2 separate regions of the Mus musculus genome follow, and region 1 is linked to region 2. Evidence: chromatin loops called from intact Hi-C (ENCODE). Cell type or tissue: heart. All regions are shown on one strand. Links, peaks and the distances in the headings refer to the core of each region. The heading gives the core; the rest is flanking DNA. Region 1 overlaps Ltbp1 (latent transforming growth factor beta binding protein 1). Region 2 has its middle 11 kb from the start of Ltbp1.

Region 1 (8,000 bases), core at 1-8,000, 320 kb before region 2:
AATGAGTGTTTTTAGAATAAAAATCTTGGGCGTTCTGATGACATACTTACATGTTTTAAAAAAGCCAGGTTAGATGAACATATTATGTGATGGATACTATCAAAATTTCAGGCACCGTTGGGGCTGAAAAGATGGATCAGTGGATAAGAACACAAGCTGCTCCTTGAGAGGACCTGGGTTCAATTCTCATTACCAATACAGCAGCTCACAACAGTCTGTAACTCCAGTCCCAAGGGAACTGATGCTCTCTTCTTGCCCCCACAGGCAATCTGTACACATGGTGCACAGACGTACACACAGAAAAATCAATCATACATGCAAAGATTTTTAGAAATTCAGGCATGGCCTGATAAACATCTTGCCTTGGCCAAGAAGCAAGTCAGAAGAGTATAATGGTCAGTCTAGGTCCCTCATATGTTTTTATGGAACATGCTGCTTACTGACTTCCTAAGAGAACCTTCGAAGGCAGGCTCTCCACAACACAGGGCTCCCTCCAACACAACTGCCACTTCTTCCTTTGATGTGGCCATGTCAAATCAGTGTCCCATTTATTGAATAAAATATAATTTGTCAGATATCATCTGGCTCATAAATAGACTTGACTACTTGTCTATTTTTTTATTAGAAATACTGATGATGTACATTTTGTCCACACTATTAACCCTTGACAAATATTACTTTAGGTAACTCCTAAAAGCTGACTTACTGATACATAGACAACACACATTTTAAAGCCATTGAAATTAGAATCAAATTGCACTACCCCAGAAGGCCTGGGGTGTTTTATACTCCTAGTCGCAGCAGAGACAAGGGACTCAGCCACTTTGAGAATACTTGTACCAAGTTGTCTTATAAAAACTGCTGCACACACTTGCCCTTCATGTGGGTCCTGAACAACTGGAGCAGCAGCTATCTCAAAAGCTGTTGCCTGTAGGAGGGATATATTCTACTAGCTGGGCTGCCTTATCTGGCCTCAGTGGGAGAGGAAGCGCCTAGTCTCACAGAGACTTAAAGTGCTGGGGGGGTGGGGGAATAGCCAGGGGGAGGGAGAGAAAGAAGGGGGGGACTGTGAGAGGGATGACCAGGAGAGAGCAGTGAGCGGGATGTAAAGTGAATAAGCAATCAATCAATCAATCAATCAATCAATCAATCAATGCTGCACACTACAATCCACAACAGTACTTCCCCAGCTAACTGAACTAGGAGTGAAAAGGATGTGGACCACTCAAGGCTCTGACAGAAGATCATTCTCGAAAATGGTCGAGGTAGTTTGAGTAAATCTGTCTCCCCTTAGATTTCTTCTTGTCTGATATTTTGGTTACGGCAACAAGAAAACTATCACTACCCCTCCCTCTGATACACTGATGCTTCGTGTGAGAGACACAGCTTGGATGCTTGTTTCTGGTTCCACTACTGACAAGTTGTTAATGCACTAAGAGACGGGTGAGCTGGGAACTGTTCCCTAGGTGAGCCCCGAATACACAGAATGTTCTCGAATGATAAACTGGTGTCGAGAGAGAAAGAGTGTGTCAGGAGAAAATACTCCTGTGTATAAGCTGGCCAAGCTGCCTTGAACACCTCATACAAGCCACAGTCAACTCTCAATGCTAGATACGTAGGATACCTTGGAGAAGTCCTTTATTTTAAAAAATCAGCTCTTAAAAGCCCTCAGCTGGGATGAGAAATTAAGCTGTGTTTGCTTGGTTGGGCCATTAGGAGGATAGTTTTGTACAAATGAGGTATTACTGTTCAGCACCACGCACCCAGATTAAACTATCCACCACTGGTACAAAGACTGTACTGTACTCTCCTCGTTTCTCTGTCCCATTCCTATGGCACTGGAAGACACACTTTGCAGGGAGCTAACCCTCATGAAGGCAAAAGCAGAGCTCCCACTCAGCAGGTACAAAGATTGCCTCAGACTGTACCATGTTTTGGTCCTGAGGCAGGAGGTGATGCTCACCCTCACAGTGGTCTCCAAGTACAGATGCTCTGTAACCCTGGTTGCACACACACTGGAAGGAGCCCTCTGTGTTCCTGCACTGCCCGTGAGAGCAGAGGTGATGGTGCTCGCATTCATCAATATCTGTGAGAAAAACAGCACAGAGGAACCCATCATTTGCCTCAGAATAGGTACGGTGGTAGTTTCTGGTTTACAGTTGAGCAAGACCTTTCATTAAGCGATGTGCACTGAGCTCAAATTAAAGGTCATTCTACAATAGGGGGAATTCTGAAGAGCTCAAAAATGTAAACTGCCTGGACATGTAGGGTTCACTGTTTAAACATAGGTAGCAAATACTTTGCTGTAATTTGTGATACATTCACTTTTAATACTGGGTTGGGAAGCACACAGGCTTATAACACCCTAAAGCAAAGGTCCCCAAGTTGTAATACACAGGCCAAATCTAACCTGCTAGATCTAATACCATTGCATTTAATACCACTCTGGATAGTCTCATATTTGGTTTATTACAGAAAAGATTTGTTGGCCTCTGTTCTGAAGTAGTACAAGCACACACATCATCATTTCCTTGCATTTCTAATCTACCTATTGGGCTCTGAGCAACTAACTAGGCGTCATTCCTTAATATGTCTATTCGTCTATTCTCATCTATTCTCCATCTCCTTAAAAAAAAAGATATTCTGGTCAAATCTAATAACGCCCCCCCCTCCATATCATTTGCTAGTCCACACTGCTACTCATTCCTGCTGGAGACACACATCCTCAACTTGAGTATCATTTGTTTCAGTCACATGATCCTGCGTTCAGACACTTACCTGACATGTATCATAGCTACACTTATATGACACAGAATATACTGCATGAATCCAAATGCTTTGCCTTCATTGTTACACTGAAATAACAGACTTCCTAGGGCAGAGGTTGTGCTTAGCACATTCTTTATGACGTTTTAGATAACTTCTTGCTGGAGGTTGGCACTCAGATCACATTAATTGTGAAGATTTTTTTCTAACATTTGAAAGCATTCTCTCTCTCTTCTCTCTCTCTCTCTCTCTCTCTCTCTCTCTCTTTCTCTCTCTCTCTCTCTCTCTCTCTCTCTCTCTCTCTCTCTCTCGTTTTTGCCAGTGTTTCTATAAGATGTAACACACATATCACTCCCACAGGAATCTGGCTCATTCCCCCCCCCCCCCCCAGGTAGTCATATCTTTGATTAGATGATCAGAGCATTCACCCACTAAAGTAGTTTTTTCCATGTTGATAATCTGGCTCAGAGGTGGTTCTGAACATGTCTGACTCATCACTGAATGGGACCCGAGAGGCTTTGCAAAGGTCTCTGAATGTGGTAGCCTCTATCCACTCATTTATAAGTAAATGGGTTCTGGGATTATAAAGATAAAAATAGCAAGAGGGATTCTGGAGCAAGTTGCTTAACTTAGCCATGTCTATGCATGTGCTTGTGTATGTCCTGCCATTGCGCGCTCCTAGAGTGGTTAGGCCCTTGATGTTCTAGCAAGGGATGCCTGCAGAAGGCTACAGCAGTCATAGAGATGCCTCTGGACTTATCATCAGGTACTCTTGCTTCTCTAACACTGTCAGTGGACGGGTTTGCTAATGGATGGGTCTTTATCTCTGAGAACAGGGGCACATTATTTCAGTGTACCAAAATCAGCCAAAAAATATTGAAGCTAAATACACACTGAAATTATTAACATGCTAAAGCACAATGCCAGGCCAGTATAACAACATCCTAATTGTGAAACCCCAATGAAAGGTCAGAATTAATTTAAATTCTTAAATGGAAGCTACTTTATGTACTAGGGAGTTACATAGACAGCAACAACTTTTCTTCCTAATCCTGATGCTTGGCTATCGGCCACCAATACCTTATTTTTCTACTTTAACTCACTTCATTTTGCTTTATTGACTTGTCTGACTTATGTGGAATTACATAGGTTTCTGACACTATAACAACATAGGCCAGGTCACTCACCCTGGTCTCAATAGTTCACCATGCCACGCACACTTACCTTCACATTGGTCTTTAGCTGCTGACAGCTGATAGCCCTGTCCACAGGTACACCGGAAGGAGCCATCGGTATTTCTGCACTGCCCATTCATGCAGAGATTCCCTTGTTGGCATTCATCAATATCTGTCAACATAAATGATGACAATTAGTTTTCTGAAAGAGTCTCACCCACAGGAGAAAAATGGTAATCCTGACAATGTGGTCTGGGCTTATTGCCATAAAACAGTAGTACTTTGGCTAAGCACTAGAAACTTTACCCACCCAGTATGTTGAAATGTGTAAGTTCAATAATTCCAAAAGCAAGTTACAGCTCTGCACAATCTTACTCTAATACTTCAAATAAAGCATAAAGGCGACATAACAGCTTAGAGTTGAAAATGGAAGGCAGAAAACAAAGCACACAGTAACAGCTACTAGATTCTGTAGGCCTACTCTATCGTATGAAAGACAGAAACAAAGCAATCATGGGTAAACAAATACGAATTCGGGCAGGTACAGAAGGCAACAGAAGAATACACTTTCTTTATAACTTCAACGGTAAGGTCAAAGAGTTGTGTTAACTAAGACTAATCTCTTTCTCAAAGTAACACTGAAACCATCAACCATGGTAGGTATGTGACAGATGATGATAACGGGAGACTGAGAGAAAGTGGTGCTTGAGGATTTAATATAGAAAGCATCCAGTGATCCAGGCACAGGCCTGCAATTCCAGCATTTGGAGAGGTTGGACGAGGAAGACCATGACTGCTATCTCTGTGAATACACAGTGAAACCTTTCCTCAAAAAAAAAAAAAAAACCCTAAACAAATATTGCATGTTTTCTTTCATATTATGAATCTAGCTTGCTTTCTCTCTCTCTTTCTCTGTAAATATGTATTTCTATGTATACACACATAGACATGCACACACGAGTGTGGATTTAGGGCATAGATGTAGAGATGGGAGGATGGCAGTGATCTCAAAGGGGGTAGAGGAGAAACCAGAGAGAGTGACAGAGTGTGCGCCATGAAGCAGTGGAGAGCAATATTCTGGAAAGAATCAGAGAAAGGAGAGTAGAGAAAGGGGGCAGAAGGGAAGAGTGAAGTGTGCCAACAGTGTATGAAAATGTCACAGTGAAATCCATCTTTATATACTGGCCAAACATCAACTACAAAGTAAATGACCCTGGAAGAAGAACAAAGAGCCCTGACGAAAGTTAGAGCAACTGAGAACAAGTGTAACATTACAGAGAAATGCCACCAAGCATCAGTGCATGTAGAAGAAGAGAGAGGATGGCAGGAAAGCACGATTTCATCTATTCCTTGGACATTTCTAGCAAAAACGGGTTTGTTTTCCATGTGGTTCTCTTTGTCTACTGTAAGGATGTATACTGCTTGTCAACTTGACATGATCTAGAACCATCTCAGTGACAAATCTCTCAGCACATGTAGGAGGGATTGGCAAGATGAGGTCAATTGGAATGGAAAGGTCCATCCTAGCTGCCAAACTGTATAAAAAGGAGACAGCAAGTCTATCCCCAGCATTCATCCACTCCCATCCCCCACCTGCTGACTGTAGATACAGCATGACCAGACATCTCGAGTGCCTACCGCCAAGACTTACCCCTCTTGCTGGACTGTACTCTCAATCTCTGATTCACAATAAGCCCTTCCTCTCTTGGGCTGCATTTTCCACGCATTTTCCCCAGCAAGGCAGAAAGTAACAAACACAGCTACTGTGCTGGTCTGTCCTAATTGACAATTCTGTCTTGCTTCACCTGTATTATCCCAGTCTGAGCATGTTCAGCTGGACAGCCAGCAATCCATAAGAATTCATAATGATTAAAAACATGGTACAATTGTTCTTCGCCACCTAACCACAGGCCTCTGAGGGTAGGAAAAGAGGAGCAGATGCCAAAGTCTCTAGCCCTTGCTGACCTAAACTGCAATGTCTAAAGTGACTAAGAGAGCTGTAGAGAAGCCATCCACGCTCTGTGATCAACATACAACTGTTGCTTGGCTCTAAAAGCCAAAAAATATACAAAAAAAAAAGATACAAAAATGCATCTGAAAGTGTTTACCAGCAATCCCTATATAGCCCTTTCCCTCCAGTATGATTGGCAGTTGTCTGTTACCTGAGCAAAGTTGGGTTTCTTGTTTTCTTTTGTTTTTTGTTTGTTTGTTTGTCTGTTTGAGACAGGATTTCTTTGTGTAACCTTGGCTGTTCTGGAACTAGCTCTGTAAGCCAGGCTGGACATGAACTCACAGAGATCCTCCTGCCTCTACCTCTTGAGTCCTAGGATTAAAAGTGTGTGCCCCCAACACCTGGCACAAAAATAAGCTTTTAAAAATTAAAAGAAATACCACTTAAGAACTAGAAATGGATATTGTCTTATTTAATAATAAATAGTAATAGTAAAAAATATTCAGGACAGTTTATTGAATATTTCTAAGCCTACAGATAAATAATTTTAGATAGAGGTTTTGTTTTTTTGTTTTTTTAATAAGAGATCTGCCAAAATGTTTTTAGTTTTAATGAGAAGTTAGAAAAACTGTGACAATACATTGGAGTATTATGTTTGGAGAGTTAACAAGGGCATGTAAAATGTATATAACATACAACTGACAAAAGTCAGATGAAAACTATGCATTTCACATACAGCATTCAAGAGCTGTGATATTTCTAAATCCACTACAAGTTTACCTGCAGTAAGGAGCAAATATGCTTCAAGGAGAGGGACGGAAACAAACACAGGTAGCATGATCCATTTTTAAGGCCAACCACTCAGTTCTGCTCATGAAGGAAGTTTAAACACAATGGGATGTGTGACCATGGCATTACCTTGACAGTGTCTATGGTCTGGTGTGGGGCTGTAGCCCCTGTGGCAGGAACACATGTAGGACCCTTCCAGGTTGGTGCAGGAACCATTCGTACAGACCTTTGGCTGCAGGCACTCGTCCACATCTTGCACAATGTTGCATAATGGAAAGAAACAAGGAGAGGGAAAGAGAGTATGAATCAACCTTCAGAAGACCAGGCAGCTTGTTCAACTTCCCAGGTGTCCCAGCTGGAAGCCACGGCTGTTGTGCTGTGTGTGCTGCTTCGGGGGCCTCATTCACTATGGCTGAAGAATGGACTGAATGACCTGAGCAAGCAAATGTAAAAGCAAGGACGGCCTGCTGTGAGCGAGGCTGCAGGTGGGGATGGGGATCTTAGGACAGTATGTCCTGCAGGATAAGGTCTCTCTTAGAGAAGGTCTGGGGACCATTCTGGGAGTTGATGGGTATAGGAGGATGGGAGGCCCTTCAGACAAAAGCTAGTGACTCAGAGCCCAGAAAGATGCAGGGCCAACAAAGCCATAACTGAAGGGGGGAATTCTTACAAACCTCTATAGGGCAGTGAATTGGCATGATAAAAACCAATCCAGGGATGCTTCTTGATAGGTTAATTCGGCAGCTAGAAGATAGCCCATAGATTATACAAACAGAAACTGCAAAGTAGAAACTACCACTTATGGAGCTGCACTGAATATTCTCCATAACTGTAGCAAAATTAACAGGGGGAGGGCATTTCAGAGAGGAAGGAGCTGGCACTTAGAGAAGCTCAGTAACTCATCCAAGGTCACGGGATTAGAAGATTTTGATGATTCTGGGGCTAGGGTGGTGATTTAATCGTTAAGAGCATTGGCTCTTCCAGAGGACCCAGGTTCAATTCCCAGAACTCATACAACATTGGTAACTCTAGTTCCAGAGGACCAGATGCTCAGTTTTGACCTTACAGGGTACTAGACCCACATGAAACACTCACATACATGAACTAAAATACAATTTTAAAAAGAAAGAAAGAAAGAAAATGGTGATTCTGAAGTTTGAACCCAAAGCCAATTAAAAACAAAACAAAACATAACAAAACCCTTTAGTTCGTTTCTGTCATAGACAAAGTTAAAACCAGTGAAAGAGAGTGGATGAGTTTGGAGTATTTTAAATTATTTGCTAGCCATATTTATATTGAAAGTAACTGTTTAAATTTTC
Region 2 (16,533 bases), core at 4,847-12,846:
AGCTCATAACTCTAGCACTGTAGGGGAAGGAAAACAGAAGAATACAGGGACTTGCTCTTATCAGCCTAGCTCCTGGTGCAATGAAAGACCCTGCCTCAAGGGACTAGGCAGAAATGATCACACAGGGCATTCAGTGTCCTCCTCTGGCCTTCACACAAACATAAAGGCAAGCATGAACACACAACACACATACATACATACATACACACATACATACATACATACATACCACTTACATATACCGTGCACACACCATAAAAATTACAAATGTTTTCTACCACTGAAAATGTACAAGGCAGCTGGGCAGTGGTCATGCACGCCTTTCATCCCAGCACTTGGGAGGCAGAGGCAGGCAGATCTCTGAGTTCAAGGCCAGCCTGGTCTACAGCGTGAGTTCCAGGACAGCCAGGACTACACAGAGAAACCCTGTGAAAGGAAGGAAGGAAGGAAGGGAGAGAGAGAGAGAAAGAGAGAGAGAGAGAGAGAGAGAGAGAGAGAGAGAGAGAGAGAGAGAGAGAAGGAAAGAGATCAAGAAAGAAAGAGATCAAGAAAGAAAAGAAAAGAAAAAGAAAGAAAAGAAAAGAAAATGCACAAGGCAATATTTCTTTCTCTTGACAGCAATACAGGAGGGACCACTTCTGATGCTTCTTCAACCAAATTATAACCTCCAAAAATGAATGTTCACCCCATCCCTACACATGCTAGAACACATGTGTGTCTACATGTCCATGATTATGTAAATATATGCATAAGCAAAGAGTCCCACTCAAGGGGCTGCTGGCAGATGCCGCAAAGTCACAGTTTTCCACACAAGTTTCTTGTTTCTTATATAACTGGCAAGATCGTCTCTGAGAGTTGTGCTCTGTTCCCCATGCAGCTTCACATGAGATGGCTGCTCATCTCGAACTCACTATTCACCCTGAAGGCCCAGATCCTGTCAGGCATTGAGATCAGCCGTTGCCAAGTCTCAACCAAACTTAATGCCACAGACCCTGAACCCAAACCCCCCCTAGGGTTCAAGGTCCATTTATACTGGCAGGACACAACTTCCTCGTTCAAAAACCAAGTCTTTAAAGATCTCATAAAACTTCTTGGACTTCAGATGGTTTTTAGAAAACAATACTCAGATGAGCTAAGTGTAAATGAATCAGAAAAGAGGATTATGTTTCCCATTAAAACCCATGGGCTTGAAGATTAGGGAAGAAAGAAAGGCTGGCAAATGCCAAACATTTCAGAGCACTTTGAGACCATTAGTCAAACTCAGAGTGCAGCCAGGTTCCCTCATCTCCACACTTTATGAGTTTTGTAATTGAAAATCTTTCTCTACATTTAGGATAGGCTACAAGTCAAATTTAGTGGCTGCCTGCAATCAAAATGCCTCCACACGTATTTTCTTCAGCCAGGGAGTTCATAGAGCCCCACCCCCAGCCCACCCCGACCCTGTCATCTCTAGTCTCATCAAGAAATTTTTAGAAAGAGAATATGGGAGCTGAGAGGGGAGAGCCGTTAAAAAGTCATAAGTCTGAACATAGTGTGACGAGGGAGAGAGAGACAACGAGAGGAAGGTGGAGGGGAGAGCAAGATGCTAAGGTTTTCATCAGTGTCTTAAAGCCGTGGTCCCCAGAGTAGTATTAGTGGGAGGTGATGGAACCTTTAGCAAAAGCAGGTTTGTGGGAAGTCCTCCAGCCTTCAAGAGGGATTGTGGGACCATGATCTCTTCCTGTTGCTCTTTTGACTTCTCGAGTCACAAGGTGAGAAAACCATTCTGCCCCAGGCCCCTGCCATGACGCGCTATCTCAGCAGAGAGCAAGAGAAACCAGGGCCTGGGACTTCCAAACCCATAAACGAAACAAGGCTTTTCACTTCTAAAGCTTATGACCCACACATGGTATTTCCTTCTCACAGCAAACTAGAGCTGACTCATACAGGAGAGAAAGAGAAATGGCTTTGTCAGGGAAAGATTCGTAGTACAAGGACGAACAAAGGGAGCTGTGGTGAGCGAAGAACACAACCAAACCATGGGAGGAGAAAGAAAGGATCAGTGTGTGAAGATGGGACAGACAGACGTGTGGAGAGGAAGGGAGAGAAGAAACATGGTTAGGACAGAAGGAGAACCTAACCTGAGAGTGGAGAGGCATGCCTGTGAGCACTTAGGAAAATAACAAAAGAAAAGAGGAAAGAAGGAAGGAAGGAAAGAAGGAGGGAAAGAAGGAGGGAAGGAAGGAGGGAAGGGAGGGAGGGAGGGAGGGAGGGAGGGAGGGAGGGAGGGAGGGAGGGAGGGAGGGAGGGAGGGAGGGACCACCAACCACCCCATGGGCATGACTTTTCAGGCTGCTAGCTCTGATTCTGGCAGCCTTTTCTGAACACCAGCCAGTTCTGACCTGAACATCAACTCACTCTGGTTTGGGCTGGAATTAAACCCACACTCTTACAGTGTGGCCTTGCACCTCATACGAAGTAGAAGAGACAATGAATCCCACATCCTGCATAGCTGAGGAAACAAGGCAGAGAGGGGGCTCTTCAACTACAGACAGACTTCAAATAGGTCCCTAGTTCAATCTCATAGGTCCCTCTCTCAGATCAACTAGTCCTTGAGAAATCAGTAGTGAAGCCATGCCTTGAGACACACACATGTAATTCAAGAACTGGGAAGAAGGGGTGGGGTGAGGCAGGAGAATTCGGAGTTCAATACCAGCCTGAGCAGCACTGAGAGGCAGCCTCAGAAAATAATAAAAAGGAGAGGTAAGATAGGTTTAAAGTGTGTAACTTCCTCCCCCAGCCCTGACTCTGTCTCAGTGAGGAACAGCCAATAACAGAAGATGTTAGAATCTGTCTGATGAGCTGTGTGAGCAAGATAAAGACAAATCGCCCTCACAGAAACCTAAGGTCCCTCCACTGTGGGCAGCAAGAAAAGCTATGGGGTCCCCAGCATTTCCCTCCCCTTAAAGTATCTTTAGTTGTTCTTCAATGAACATTCTCTGACTATCTGGCAAGGTCTGAAAATTGCCTTTGTTGAGCCTTTAAAAAAATTCAAAACCAACTTCCATGTTAAGTTCAGAACTTAAATAAATACAATACTGATCTGAAAATCAGTGCTTCCCCTGAACCAGTAAGTACCTTTGTGTTGGCCATGAGCATCTGGCCTTGACAATCCTGAAACTTCTATACAAAGAGCATATGGCTAATATGGCAGGCAAACAAGTAAAGGTGCATGGTTGTGTTGGCCATGAGCATCTGGCCTTGACAATACTGAAACTTCTATACAAAGAGTATATGGCTAATATGACAGGCAAACAAGTAAAGGTGCATGTGTCTAGCTTTAGAAAGAGATGGGAGGGGTAGGGGAGGGGGAGAGGGAGAGGGGGAGGGGGAGGGGGAGAGACTAGAAGGACAGCCAGGGCTATACAGAGAAACCCTGTCTCGAAAAACCAAAAAAGAAAAAAAAAAAAAAAGAAAGAAAAAGAAAAAAAAAGAATGGGCAACAAGCTCTATGAGGAGAGGAAGATCCTGGGGGGGCTGGGGGGGTGGATCATGAGCCTGCCTTTACTCCAGTTTAGAGAAGACAAATCAATAAAAAGGAAACATGTGAAGTTTAGAATATACCAGTTTTCTTCTCTGATTTGATTAATCCAGCCCTGTCTAAGTTGCCTTACATATAACAAAAGGCAGTTGGCACACCGTGGAAAGTTCTAAATGTAATCTGTTAACTCAGCTTTCACTGAGATTTCAAGTACTTGCGTTCAGAACTTCTAGCTTTTAAAACAAGTGTTTCTAATTAAATTTGTTTTTTGAAATTTTCAGACATGTCTACTAAGCCTTGTTATTACTCTCCCCACCCCCACTCTCCCATCCCTATGGCCCCATCTCCTCCCCACAAGTCCCTTCTCTATAGTCATGCGGTTTTGTCTTCTCTCACAACCCAATGGGTTTACCCAGGGCCATCTGTATAACTGAAGGTTTGAAACTCCCCATTGGAGCCCAGTAGGTTTGCTAGTGATTAGCAGCCTGCAGTGACTCCTAGAATCTACCAGTGGCCACCACTTCAGTGGAAGGCAGAGAAGAGCCTCCTGAGTCTCTCTCCATGCGTGGGTGTCTAAGGGCAGGGCCATGCTCATGCAGACTCACTCGCTAGAGGTGAGCACATGTGCCTTTGAGTTCTTCATCTGAATGACCGTATCATGGCCAGATACCATTCCACAACACTTCTATCTGTGGACTTCTATGTTCCTTCCACCCAACTTCTGAAATGTTCTTGAAACCTTAGAAGGGGGACTATAAAAGTCTTTAGCGATGAGCACTCTATCGTCACCTTGTCTTAGCAACTTGAGTGTTTGTGTGTCTCTGCATCACTGCTTTTCCTCAGGAGCTGTGGAACCCTTGAGTAGATGTGTTAAGTGTAGTTGAAGTCCTACACAGATGCGAACTGTTTGACATGGGCACAGCCATGTCAAAGACCAATAAATAGCGCCTCAGACCATGGGAGATTGCCAAAGTCTTATGGGGTCTACATAAAACTATCTAGGAATGATTGACTAACTGTGTGCAAAAAGTACAAACTGTAGCTTCCTCCTGAATGTTTACAGACTGGAACAGTCTATGGAGACTGCCTAACCTTTCCAACTGTGCTGTATATAAAACTTGCTGTGGTTTTCAGTTGCCACATAATTGGTGCCACTCTGTCAGAGTACACATAGTCTATCTTACTTCAGCTTTTCTATGCTCATGTCTGACTTCTCTTCATTCCCTCTCCAACATAGTCAGGTTTCCATACCCAAGCCACTCAGGACATGGTAGCTTTTTACTTCAAAGAGAGTCTTCTCTGGCTAATGCTAAGACTATCATTTGTCTCTGGGAATAAATATAATTAATTACAAGTAGCTTGATGCTGGGTTAACTTAACTAAATGACATTATTAAGCTCTTCCTTACAGCCTAGTACTTTCTCAGTCACTAAGTAATGTTCTTGTTGGTTGAGTAGTTGGTTGGGTTGTTTTATTTTGGGTTTGTTTGTTTGTTTGGGGGGAATTTTGTTGTTGTTATTGTTGTTTGGTTTTTCAATCAGAATTTATTGTATCAGAAATGTATTGAAATGTATTCCTTCTTGTGGAGAGGGCCTCAAGTCCAATCACAAAGTGGTTGGCTACTTCTTTAACAGTCATGCCACTATCACACGGGTGGACACATCTTGTCTGGCATGTTGGTACTTTGTAAACGTTGTAAGTTTACAGCCAGGGATGGCTGTCAGTGTCTGTTCTCCCCCGAAATCCACACGCACATTCTGACACCATGGAGGCTACACAGCTTCCGTTTCAGTTTGAGCTCGGTTTCTCTATATCTTATAATCAACAAGTGTGGTATTTTCAGCAATAGGATCTTGTCATCTAGTTCATATGGGTAACCAAGAAAAATAGTAAGATCCTGTATTGTTTTAGAGAAAATCTAGGGCCTTCCTGCTTTAAAAACAGGTATCCCACACTTGGCACTGGAAATTTTATTTAATAATCCATAACTTCTATACTCAATCTTGTCCACTCTTGCAAGGTATTGCTTTATAAACTATTAAATTTTTTTAAATTATAGTTTTAAAATTGAATTACAACATAGTATTTCTATATAATTTGTTCATACATCTTTTTGTTAACTCTCACCACATCTCTTCTCCCCTATCTCCCTACTTAACCCTTTCCACCCCCAGTATTTCACTTCTTTATTTCCATATTACCTATGTTCTACCATCCCTGTCTCCTTTAAGGGACACCACCACCCCATGGCTTCTCTCTAGTTTCCTCACTTCTGAGGGTACTTTAGGTTAGACATACCAAACCAGATGTTTGCATCTAGAATCCACCAGTGGGGAACATGAGGCATTTGTCTTTCGGGATCTGGGTTATCTCACTCAAGAAGATTGTTTTTCTATCTGTCCAGTTGCCTTCACGTTTCATTGTTTCTCTTTACACAGTTACATTGTATATATGTCCTACTTCTCCACTCATCAGTGATGGCTGAGTCCATTGCCTAGCTACTGGGAATAGGGGAGCAATGAACATGTATAACAAGCATGTGTCTCTATAGTATGATGGAGAGTCTTTGGGGTAGATGCTCACAAGTGGTACAAATGGTTCATATTAGTTCTATTTCCAGTCTTTGGAGGAAACTCTGTGCTAGTTTCCATAGTAACCACTCCAGTTTTCATTCCCAACAACAGTGAATAAAGATTCTTCTTTCTCTTCATCCTTGACAGCAGTTATTATTGCTGAGTTAGAGTTTTTGTTCATTTGGTTTTTGCTCTTTGGTTTTGTTTTTTGTTTTGTTTTGCTTAGTTTGATGTCTTGATGACAGCTCTTCTGACTGAGTGGCATAGACTCTCAATGTGGTTTTAAATAGAATTTCGCTGATAGCTAGTGTTGAACATTTTTTTAAATGTTGTTCAGCAATTTGCATTACCTCTGGTTAGATCTACAGCTCATTTTTTTGGCTTCTTTGTTTCTTGATGCTTTGTTTTTTCAGTTCTTTGTGTATTCTAGATATTAATCCCCTTTAGGCTATAAAACTGATGAAGAGTTTCTCTTATTCTATACACCTTCTCTTGATTCAGTTAACAACTTACTTGCTGTGAAGAACTTTTTTGTAGATTCACTGAGGTCCTATTTTTCAATTATTCGTCTTAATTGCTGGATGGATGATGCCCTCTTTAGGAAGTTGCTACCCAAGTCTATATGTTGTAGCATGTTTCTTATCATTTCTTCTTACTTGAAACTCTTGAGCATGATATAGGAGGCTATATAATTAAATAATATCCCATGCTATTTTACCTACACCTTTCATTAATACCATCCACCAAACTTCATTGTGCCCATGAGGTGAAAAGAAAATTTCAGGCCACTAAGATGGCCAGAGGTAATGGCACTTGCCACCCAGCCCAAGGACTTGAGTTCCACCCTCAAAATGGTGAAAAGAGAGAACTGACTCCCACAAGTTGTCCTCTGACCCACACACACTTGCAGTGACATGTTGGCATCTCTGTACCCATATGGACACACACAACTTGTGCGTACACACACACACAAATAAGTAAATAATTTTTAAAGTGGTTGTTTCTGTATCAAGGGGAGAAATCAGTTTGGATATACTCCAAACTGTGAGATGCAATTCAACAAAGAAATCCATAAAACACTTGTCTTTTGATCACAAGAAGTCCTCCAATTTGTTTTTATTCCATTTTGGAATCTCTCTTTTAAAGGACACTTCTGTGTCCTTTCATAGAGTGCACAGGATTTTCCTAATTTCTCTGATTAAATTAAAATTCAAAGATGCTCAGACAGCTGCAAGATTGGTTGAGCGCCAGGTGGGCAATAATATTCTCTATAATCAAATACAGCCACTTATAAGTAACAACCAAGTTTTAAAGGGAAATTCCTGCCTCACTTCTACCTCTCTGCTCCCCAGGCTATTAAACTGATGCAATGGCTTCTTTACTGAAACTTCAAGTCATTAGTAATCTGAATTGCCTGTATAACTTCACACAATAGCCGTAGAGTGTGATGCCACTTAAATTTAGCACTGGAGGGTGGGACAGAAGACCAGAGTTGTGGGAGAGGGAACAATGGGCAGCCAGCAGTAGCACACATCTGGAATCTGGATGCTGGGAAGGTGGATGGAGGGAGCCACGCCGATGCAGATGCAGATGCCTGTTGCTAGCTGGCCAGCAAGCCTAGCTGAAATAGCAATCTCCAAGCCACTAAGAGAGCAAGTCCCCCACCCCCACCCCCCCCCCCAAAAAAAAACAAAGAGAAAAAAAGAAAGAAAGGTGAGGAAAAGATGAACAGGACCTGAGGGTTGTCCTCCGGCAATGTACACATGTGTATATGCATCTCTGCACACACATGAACACAAACACACACTGAACACTGGAAAATTTTTTTTCAAAACGTATTCTTCGTCTTTTATCAGACTGGTGAAGGTGATATCTAGAGGGTGAAAGCAGTCAGGAAAAAAACAAAAACAAAAACGGACTGAAGGTAGCCACCACTAATCCACCAATGCTGCTGCATTTAGAAGACCTGCAGGCTTTTTCAGGCTAATTTTGGCCTACTCCCTCATCTGTCGCAGCTACATTTTCCCATCAATTTGTCCTTCTCTTTGAAAGAAAAATAAAACCCCGGTACTCCAGTAGTTAGTAGAAATATGAGGCCCAGGCTCCTGCCTCCAAACTTCCCCTCCCATCGTTCTCTGCGATGCCTTTACCTCCTCCCTCCAGCCTGCCTCCTGCTTTCAGGAGACAGCTTAGGCCCTTTGAGCTGCTAATCTTCTCTTTCTTTTCTCTCAGCTGGCACTGGACATGTCATGGGCACTTTAAGAACACTTCCTGCCGATGACAACTTTATTTTTACATTTTCGTTTCCCATGGAGGATGAAAAAGCACAGGTATCAACAGCTGAGGTCTGGCTAGGACACTGATAGGTCTGTCATTCACTGCCTGCACTCAGGGCCCTACCAAGCCCACATCGTTCATCAAAGATGGTTTCCCCGTAAGCCAAGCGGTGGCTCTCTGTAGGGTGGAGAAAATTCCCTAACTCTGAACTTGAAACGAGGTTTGAGAAGTTCTGTAGAAAGAATCTGGTTGAGTTTGGCTTTGAACACTCTTATACTTTGAATACTCTTAACTCCCTCATTCAAACACTTACCGATTTTATAACATCCTTTTTGCTACTTTCTTGCTTTGCCCTATTAGCGGAGACCAGGACGGTCTCTGCGAATGAAACTAGTAAAAAGCCACAAGAACGCGCGGGAACTGAGGCGTGCACAGAAAGTAACTCATACCCCCCAAAGACACACCAGCTCCGGAGGAAAAGCCTGGCTTTCTAAACAGAGAGCTGAGACCAGTAAAACCAGCCCAGTGTCTGGAGTCCTCCAGGTTTCCTGGTTTTAAAACTCCGGTTTAAAAAGCTGCTGCTGAGCAGGATCGGGTTACACGTGCCAGCTGCCTACGACTCCACACTTAACCCTTTCCCGCCCGCCGCCCGCACCCCGCTGCACTTCAGTCCTCCTAGAAACAATGCTGACATCCTCTGGTTGTCATCCTCTGATTCCCTGGTGCTCTCTCCTCTCTCTGTACGACTGAGGAGGAACTGGCCGAAGCCCCAAGTGAAGCTGCGTGCCTGCACCCACAGGGACTTCCAGGCTTCATCTCTGGAGTCCTGTGTAGAGGGCAGAGGCCTAGTGTGTAGTAATTCCACTGTAACACAGTAAACAATTCATGGGGGGACCCTGGGTGTTTTTAAATAAGCAATGGCTCTGGCCTTTTGCGTACACAATGGCCAGCAGGTAGGTAGTCCAGCAATTAGAAAACAGACAGCTATTCATTCTCAAAACCAAGAGAGTGGTTAATTCATTGATTGACTCTTTCATTTATTCAATGCTTCATTCGGCCCTTGTTTGTTTGTTTGTTTGTTTGTTTGTTTGTTTTTGACCATGGCAAATGAACTCATAAGCTAGTCGGTTGAGTTTGGTTTTTTGTTTTGCTCTTTTTTTTTTTTTTTTTTTTTTTTTGAGACATGATCTCCCTAAATAGTCCAGACCAGCCTTGAACTCGTACCTCACCCCCACCACAATCCTTACTTCCTGAGCTATAGGAGTAGAGATGTGTACCTGCAACTCAATAGCCATTTTTTGAGAACTTTGTTTCTAAACTGTAAATGAAGAAAAGACTTTTTTGAGACATTTTTGCTTGGACAAGATCCAAGGCTTTTTTTTTTTTTTTCCTAAAATTTCAGAAAAGTGTCTTTGGAAGTCCCAGGGAAGAATTACAGCTAATTGCTAGAAAACTCTACGGGGACATGCGTGCAAGCAGCTATGGACTGTAGATATAGCACAGGAAAGTACACGCGCTTTGCCATCAAACAACCTGGGCTCCGTTTCTGGTTCCTTTGCTAAGCCTGGAAGAGAACCTGGGTCCCGAGCATCTAGGATGGTAGGACTTAAACTCTTGAATTCCCCCAGTTTTAAAGGGAACATTTTGGAGGTTACTCAGTGCTGTCCTGGGAAGGGCTCTCAGCTGGAAGTGGTTAGAAACGGATAAGTTCAGCCTTAGGTATCTTAAGAGGTCTGGAGGGGCTGCAGTTTGAGTTTATCACTTTCTGGTTCAGCGCACTGAATGATTTCTTCGTGATCATGAGTGTTTTTTGGTTTGCAGATTTACTGCCTCAATTCTTCCAGTGAGAGAAAGTTATTCCTGGGGAAAAAAAAAAACTGGATCTTTCTCTAGGGGTTTTGTAATCAAAGATGCCAAAGATTGGAGTCTGTTGAGTTCTTCTCTCCATGGAGAGGCTGCAAATCTAAACCGCAGATACTCTCCCTAACAGAGGACAGAAACATAAGGTGGGGGATGCCTGTTACTGTAGTACCTCACGTCTGCATTATGACCCATCAGTAATGGCAGAGGAGACAACATTGGACACATTTGAACGTTCTGAAGTGCAGGCACCCTTATGTTAAAAAGTCAGAAAACTAGTTCAAAGCCATCTTCCTCATTCCCCACAGCCTCACGGTAGCAAGCACTATCGTATCACCAATTGGCCTGCTTAATGTGCACAACTTCCTACAAGTGCCACAGGTAATATGGCATAAAGCACAAAAGCCACATCCAGTCCAATACTAGAAATTCATCCCATTCTGTCATATTGTAAATAAAGTTTTACTGAAACATGGACACGCCCATTATGGAAGTTCTTTCCTAACACATTGGTAAAAAATATTTGCATATACCTTGCAAATACCTGTCTTTTGCCCTTGGCCAAGAAGGTTTGACTACCATCATCCTCACCCGTAGTAAGTGGCAGGATTGGGTTTGAAACATCTCCAGACACAATTCGAAAGTCAGCCATAAGCAAACATCACATCTTAAATCTGTAGGAGTATCACACAAACCTTCCCATTCCCATATTCCTGATTGCACATCTTTTGATAAGAAGAGATTCTTCCTGCGTTATCTCCAGCAGTGTGACGCTGTATCCTGGCAACCTTCCCCTAAAAAGCTCCTTTAAAACATTAAACAGAATGAACAGTGGATTAGCCAGGAAATCAAGTTATCTTAATCCTCGGAGGTCAAAAAGGAGTGGAAGCCAAGAGAGCTGCTGACGCTCACCCAAGCAGGCAGGAGACCCCCAGGGCACTTGTTGCTATTCCATAAATGAGACCTTCCAGTTTTAAGAGCACCTGAGGAAGGGGCACAGGGGAGCTTTGCAACAGGGCAGTGCAGTCAGCACAAAGCTCTGGAATGAGTTCCCAAAGGCCCACATGCCCAGTAAAAGAGGAAAGTAGAAAATATTTGCTAGGCAAAGAAAGCCAGCAAAGAAAAGGTTGTGTCTCAACCTTAATTTCAGTTGGAAGGGAAAAAGTCTCTAACCTCTCCCCACCACCACCACCAGCAGCAGCAGAGGTAATACGCCAAGTTCATTCCACACACGTATTCTGAAAGTGTTTTAAGCCAAAACATAATAATTAGGCATTAATGAAAATAGACGGGCTCTTAAACCCAAGCACCATACAATTCTCACCAGAAAAAAAAAGTGAGCTTGTGATAAACACACACACACACACACACACATGATACTCACAGAGTGAAGTATCAATGCCAGAATCAACCATGGGAAGCTTTAGGTATTGAAATTATGTGTGCATGTATGTGAGTGTATACATGGTCATGCCATAACACACATGTGGAGGCTTTCCCCCATGAGTGTTAGTTATCCCATCCACCATATGGGTCTGGGGATCAAACTCAGGCCATTAGCCTTGAGGCAAACATCCTTACCCACTGAGCCCTCATAAGTTTTTATGGATCCTAGAAATTTTCAAAATATATTCACCTCCACACTCAGATTCCAGGGACAGGGCAAAATACTAAAAACAAATACAATAGCTTAAAAATTGAGAGAGAGAGAGAGAGGGAGAGAGAGAGAGGAGGTTATCTGCTCAATTTCTGGCTTTTTGCCAACAATAGTAGAAGTAGAAAGACTAAAAGTGTCTTCAGGATGCTGGAGGAAATAGGTGAGGGGTAAATAATTATGTAAGAACAGCACTTACCCCTCAAGAATGAGGTTGGAATGGATTGTATGCAACTGAACAAAAGCCAAGATAATTCACCTCCAAAACACCCTGAGAGGCGACCAGGTGTGGTGCACATCTGTAATCCCAGAACTTAAAAAAGCAGGGAATCAGGAATTCAAGAGGCAAACCAAAGCAGGCCAGAAGGGATCGTTAGGAGGCTGAGGATGCCATTCAGCAGTAAAGCACCTTGCCTAGCAGCCCTCATGGGGACCTGAAGATCTTCAGAAGTCAGGACAGTGGGGGTTGGGGAGACAGCCACTGAGAAGTGTGCCTGTCCCATAAGCATGAAGACCTGAGTCAGGATAGAAACACCCACAGAAAGGCAGGGCAGGGGTGTCCACATCAGTAACCCAAGCCACTGAGTAGGGAACACTGGGTCAGAGACAGAGGGATCCCCTGAGCTCGCTGGCCAGCCAGTGTAGATGAGTCAGGGAGTACCAGGTTTAATGAGACACACTGTCTCTAAAGCTAAGATGCTAAAACTAGAGGAAGAGACATAATGTTGACTTCTGGCCTCCATGGGCCGGCACACTCTCACATACCTGCAAGGGAGACAGCACGCGTGCACACACACACAGATTAAAAGCAAAGAAAGGCATTCAGAAGGGAGATAGCCGTTCTAAGAAGGTAATTATGTAATCAAGGAAAATGGTAATTGCATTAATAAATCAAAATAAACATCCATGTTAATGATGGTCTCTAATCTGTGTAGTCATAAAAATCAGAGGTAGAAGGTCTGGGCTTCCAAAGCAGAGGCTATAATATGCTTTCTTTCTTCTTGTATTGTAAGACCCCAACCCTTGGTCAGGGGTACTTCGAGATGCCCCTGAGTGAGACACTGGGATGCAAAAGCAAGAGGTTTATCTGCAGGCGCATCAGGGTCAACCTTCCCTTCTCCTCAAGGCGAGTGACTAGAAATCAACCCCTGAATGGCTATGACAAGCACTTTTTATACTTTTTAGAGGCACAGGTTACATCAGCAAGGTTACAGTTCAAACTTTTTTGCTAAACATATCGACCTTTAAATCTATTGGTTAGCTAGCAAGCATGGTATACATTTGAACTCGGCCCGGGACTTTCCAGAGGGTCAGGTGACTATCAGTCAGTTCATTATGACAATTTTTTTTTTTTACCCAAGAATGTTCCTGTGGGTGGAAAATGGAACTTGGCCTAGCCTTGACCCCAGGTAGGAGGGGAAAGCTGTAGGGAGGATATGGGACTGGAAAACCCCTTAGGGTTCCTCAGTATGTATGTATGTATGTATGTTTGTTTGTTTGTTTGTGACACAAAATCTCACACTATACCAGAGATTGGCTTGGAAATCACAATGTTGACGAGAGTGACTTTGAACTTGTGGCATCCTCCTGTCTCAGCTTCTGGAATGCTGGGATCATAAGCATGAGACACCATATCCTGCTCCCATTTCTGTTTCTTAAACTGTTGTTATAAATATATGTGTACACACACATGCATTCTATACCCTCTTGAATATATTACACAGAGTATTTTTAGTAAAAATAAAACAGGTTGTAACTGGAAAAAATGCACTAAGTTTTAGTAGGTGGGGAATAACTTTTATAATTAAATATATTAGAGGAAGAATTGAAGAGATGGCTCATAAGTTAAGAGTACTGACTATTCTCCTAGAGGACCCTGGTTCAATTCCCAGTACCCACATGGCAACCCAAAAACATCTCCAGTTCCAGGGAATCTGATGCCCTACTCTGGCTTCATTGGACACCAGGAACACACATGGTGCACAGACACACATGCAGCAAAAAACTCATACACAGAAAGAATTAATATAAAAAAGTTAGAGGTGGAAATGACAGGACAATTAGGAGTATAACAAAGAGGCAAAACCAAATACAATATGGCTTATCAGTGGCCACAAAAGTAAAAACAAGTCATATTTGCTAATAAAAGTTTTAGCTGTGACTCACAGCATTGGGGATATGGTGCCTGAAGAGGCCATCTCCTGTAGCCAGGCAGGAATACCCAGTAGAGCAATAGACACATCAACCCACCCACAAAACTTTTAACCCAAAATTTATCCTCTCTACAAGAAATGCAAACACCATATATGGAGCACAGATTGAGGGAATGGCCAACCAATAACTGGCCCAACTTGAGACCCGTTCCATGGGCAAACCAATCCCTGACAGTATTAGTGATACTCTGTTGTGCTTGCAGACAGGAGTCTAATATGGCCATCTCCTGTGAAGCTCTACCCAGCAGCCAACTCAGAGTGATGCAGACACCCACAGCCAAACAGTGGATGGAGATTGTGGACTCTTATGGAAGAATAGGGAGAAGGATTGAAGCCCAGAAGGGCATAGAAACTCCACAAGAAGACCAACAGTGTCAACTAACTTGGACCATTGGGACTCTCAGAGAATGAACCACCAACCAAAGAGTCTCCCCAGACATATGTAACAGATGTGCATCTTGGTCTTTGGGAGCTACCCCAAAAGCTATTGACTGTCCATGGGATATGTTCTTCTAGCTGTAGTGCCTGTCTGGCCTCAGTAGGAGAGGATGCACCAACCCTTGCAGAGATCTGATGTGCCAGGGTAGAGGTCAGGATACCCAAGAAGCCTCCCACCTGCTCAGAGGAGAAAGGAGAGGGGTAGAGGAGAAGGATTGTGGGAGGGGGACAATGAGTGGGATGGAAATTAAATAAATAAATAAATAATAAAATAAAAAAGAGTTATTGCTTTAAAACCTAGCTATATTTATTATGTAAGAAACACACTTACAAAGAAGTGTGCTAAATTTAGCAACACAATGGAAAAATACATAAAGCAAGTGAGTTTTTCCAAAAGGAAAAAAAAAAAGAAGCCAACTTCCTGTCTGTCTGCTTCCTGGTATAACTATTGCATTTTCACATACTGACATAATAAAACTAAGAATTAAATGCAGAGAGAGAAAAAAGAGATAAGCTAAGGTCAGAATTGCTTCCTTCCACAGAGAAGACTGTCCTGTCAGCCCATACTTGGAGAATTTACTCAAACATTATACCTGGTGGTTAAACAGTATGAGTCAAAAGTGAATACGATTTGATCTCACTCACAATTGGCTCTACATTAACAATGGAGTTTGTAAGATGCTTGAACAATATTTCAAAATTACTTGCATTTGGAGACAGAAGATGGAATGGCTACTAACTCCTATCAACAACTGTCTTTGAAATGCTAGGATTATTGCTTTTGACACAAACATTCCAATAAAAAAAGTATGCAAAACCGTAAATGCACGATAACAAGTATACTTAACTGTAATGTGTCTCTCAGTAAGACTGAGAGGGAAAAAAAGGGGGAAAATGATCGACTTGAATTTTCTACTTATACTCCATTCTCGAGACTTTTTTTTTCATAATGGGCAGTCTTTTACCACATTACATGATAGTTTCATTTTAAATCCTCACTCTCTTTCTCTCTCTCTCTTTGTGTGTGTGTGTGTGTGTGTGTGTGTGTGTGTGTGTGAGAGAGAGAGAGAGAGAGAGAGAGGGAGGAGGGTGGTGCTCCAGGATTCCAATGATGAAGAATTTGAAAAATGAATTCCTGGAAGAGAAAATCTATCTAGAGTGCTTTGAGAAACAGGAAAATCACTAGCCTAATTGGTAGGTAACTTGATATAAAGTTACTTCCTCAAAGTTTCAAGATGGTGCAACAGAAGGATGACCAGAGGTTGCTATGGCAACAGAGGGAAGCCCTGATGAGGCTGGTGCTCACTGTGCTGTCTGGAAGAATGCAGAATGCTGAACCAAACCCTTCCTTTGCCCCTCTGCACTTTGACCCTAGGGCCCCTCCTCTTTTTTTCTCCATGCCTCCTCCTCCTCCTCTGTCTCTCTGCATCCAACACTAGCCGGCTCTGCTCTTCCTAACTCCTAGGCTCTTTGAGGCTCTATCTAGCACTGGGCTTTCCTGAGGGCATCTCTCGGTGAGCATTCTGGAGAAGAGAGCAGTCCACTTCCTGTTTCCATTATTGAGAGAGTGAGTGAGTGAGTGAGTGAGTGAGTGACTGAGTGAGTGAGAGAGTGAGTGAGTGAGTGAGTGAGTGAGTGAGAGAGTGAGTGAGTATGTGGATGGAGCTCCTCATCTCTGTGGTTTCCTCTTCATCTGCTCAGCCTTCAATGAAAACAGCCATCAAGACTTCATGCCCTGTTCCTTTTGCTTCACCTTTTGTACTGCCCTGCCCCACCCCACCCAACCCCCAACCCCCGGCCTCTATAGCCTTAGCTGATGGAAAAAATCACTGCCGGAAAATTAAGTTCTGGCTTCTCCCTCTACCCCATGTTTTCCTCCTGGCTGTATTTCCACCTGCTCTCATCTCATCCACAGCATTCCACACAGAACCCGCCTAAGCTCCTTCTCCTCTTCCTCTAGCCAGCCATTCTTCCTCTCCAAGGCCCCAGCCCAGTCCA

Evidence for each region. Peaks named below come from ENCODE experiments on the same cell type or tissue, not always from the same donor. Only the 100,000 strongest peaks of a DNase experiment are listed, where the experiment ranks them.
Region 1: a loop joins it to region 2, with 3 times the contacts of the local background. A loop is called at or near these places in 1 of 42 quality-filtered maps.

What each region holds. Positions count from the first base shown.
Region 1 is chr17:75,309,089-75,317,088 of GRCm38, reverse strand. Ltbp1 (latent transforming growth factor beta binding protein 1) reads right to left here. Exons shown (of 34, transcript NM_019919.4): 20 at 6,811-6,933; 21 at 3,991-4,113; 22 at 1,964-2,086. Among named protein-coding and RNA genes, the nearest start is that of Rasgrp3, 120 kb to the left of the region's middle. In heart, for the core only: no CTCF peak of the experiment used is centred there; no DNase peak of the experiment used is centred there.
Region 2 is chr17:74,986,543-75,003,075 of GRCm38, reverse strand. No RefSeq gene overlaps it. Among named protein-coding and RNA genes, the nearest start is that of Ltbp1, 11 kb to the left of the region's middle. In heart, for the core only: no CTCF peak of the experiment used is centred there; a DNase peak (open chromatin) is centred at 8,985; H3K4me3 peaks cover 1,687 bases; H3K27ac peaks cover 2,498 bases.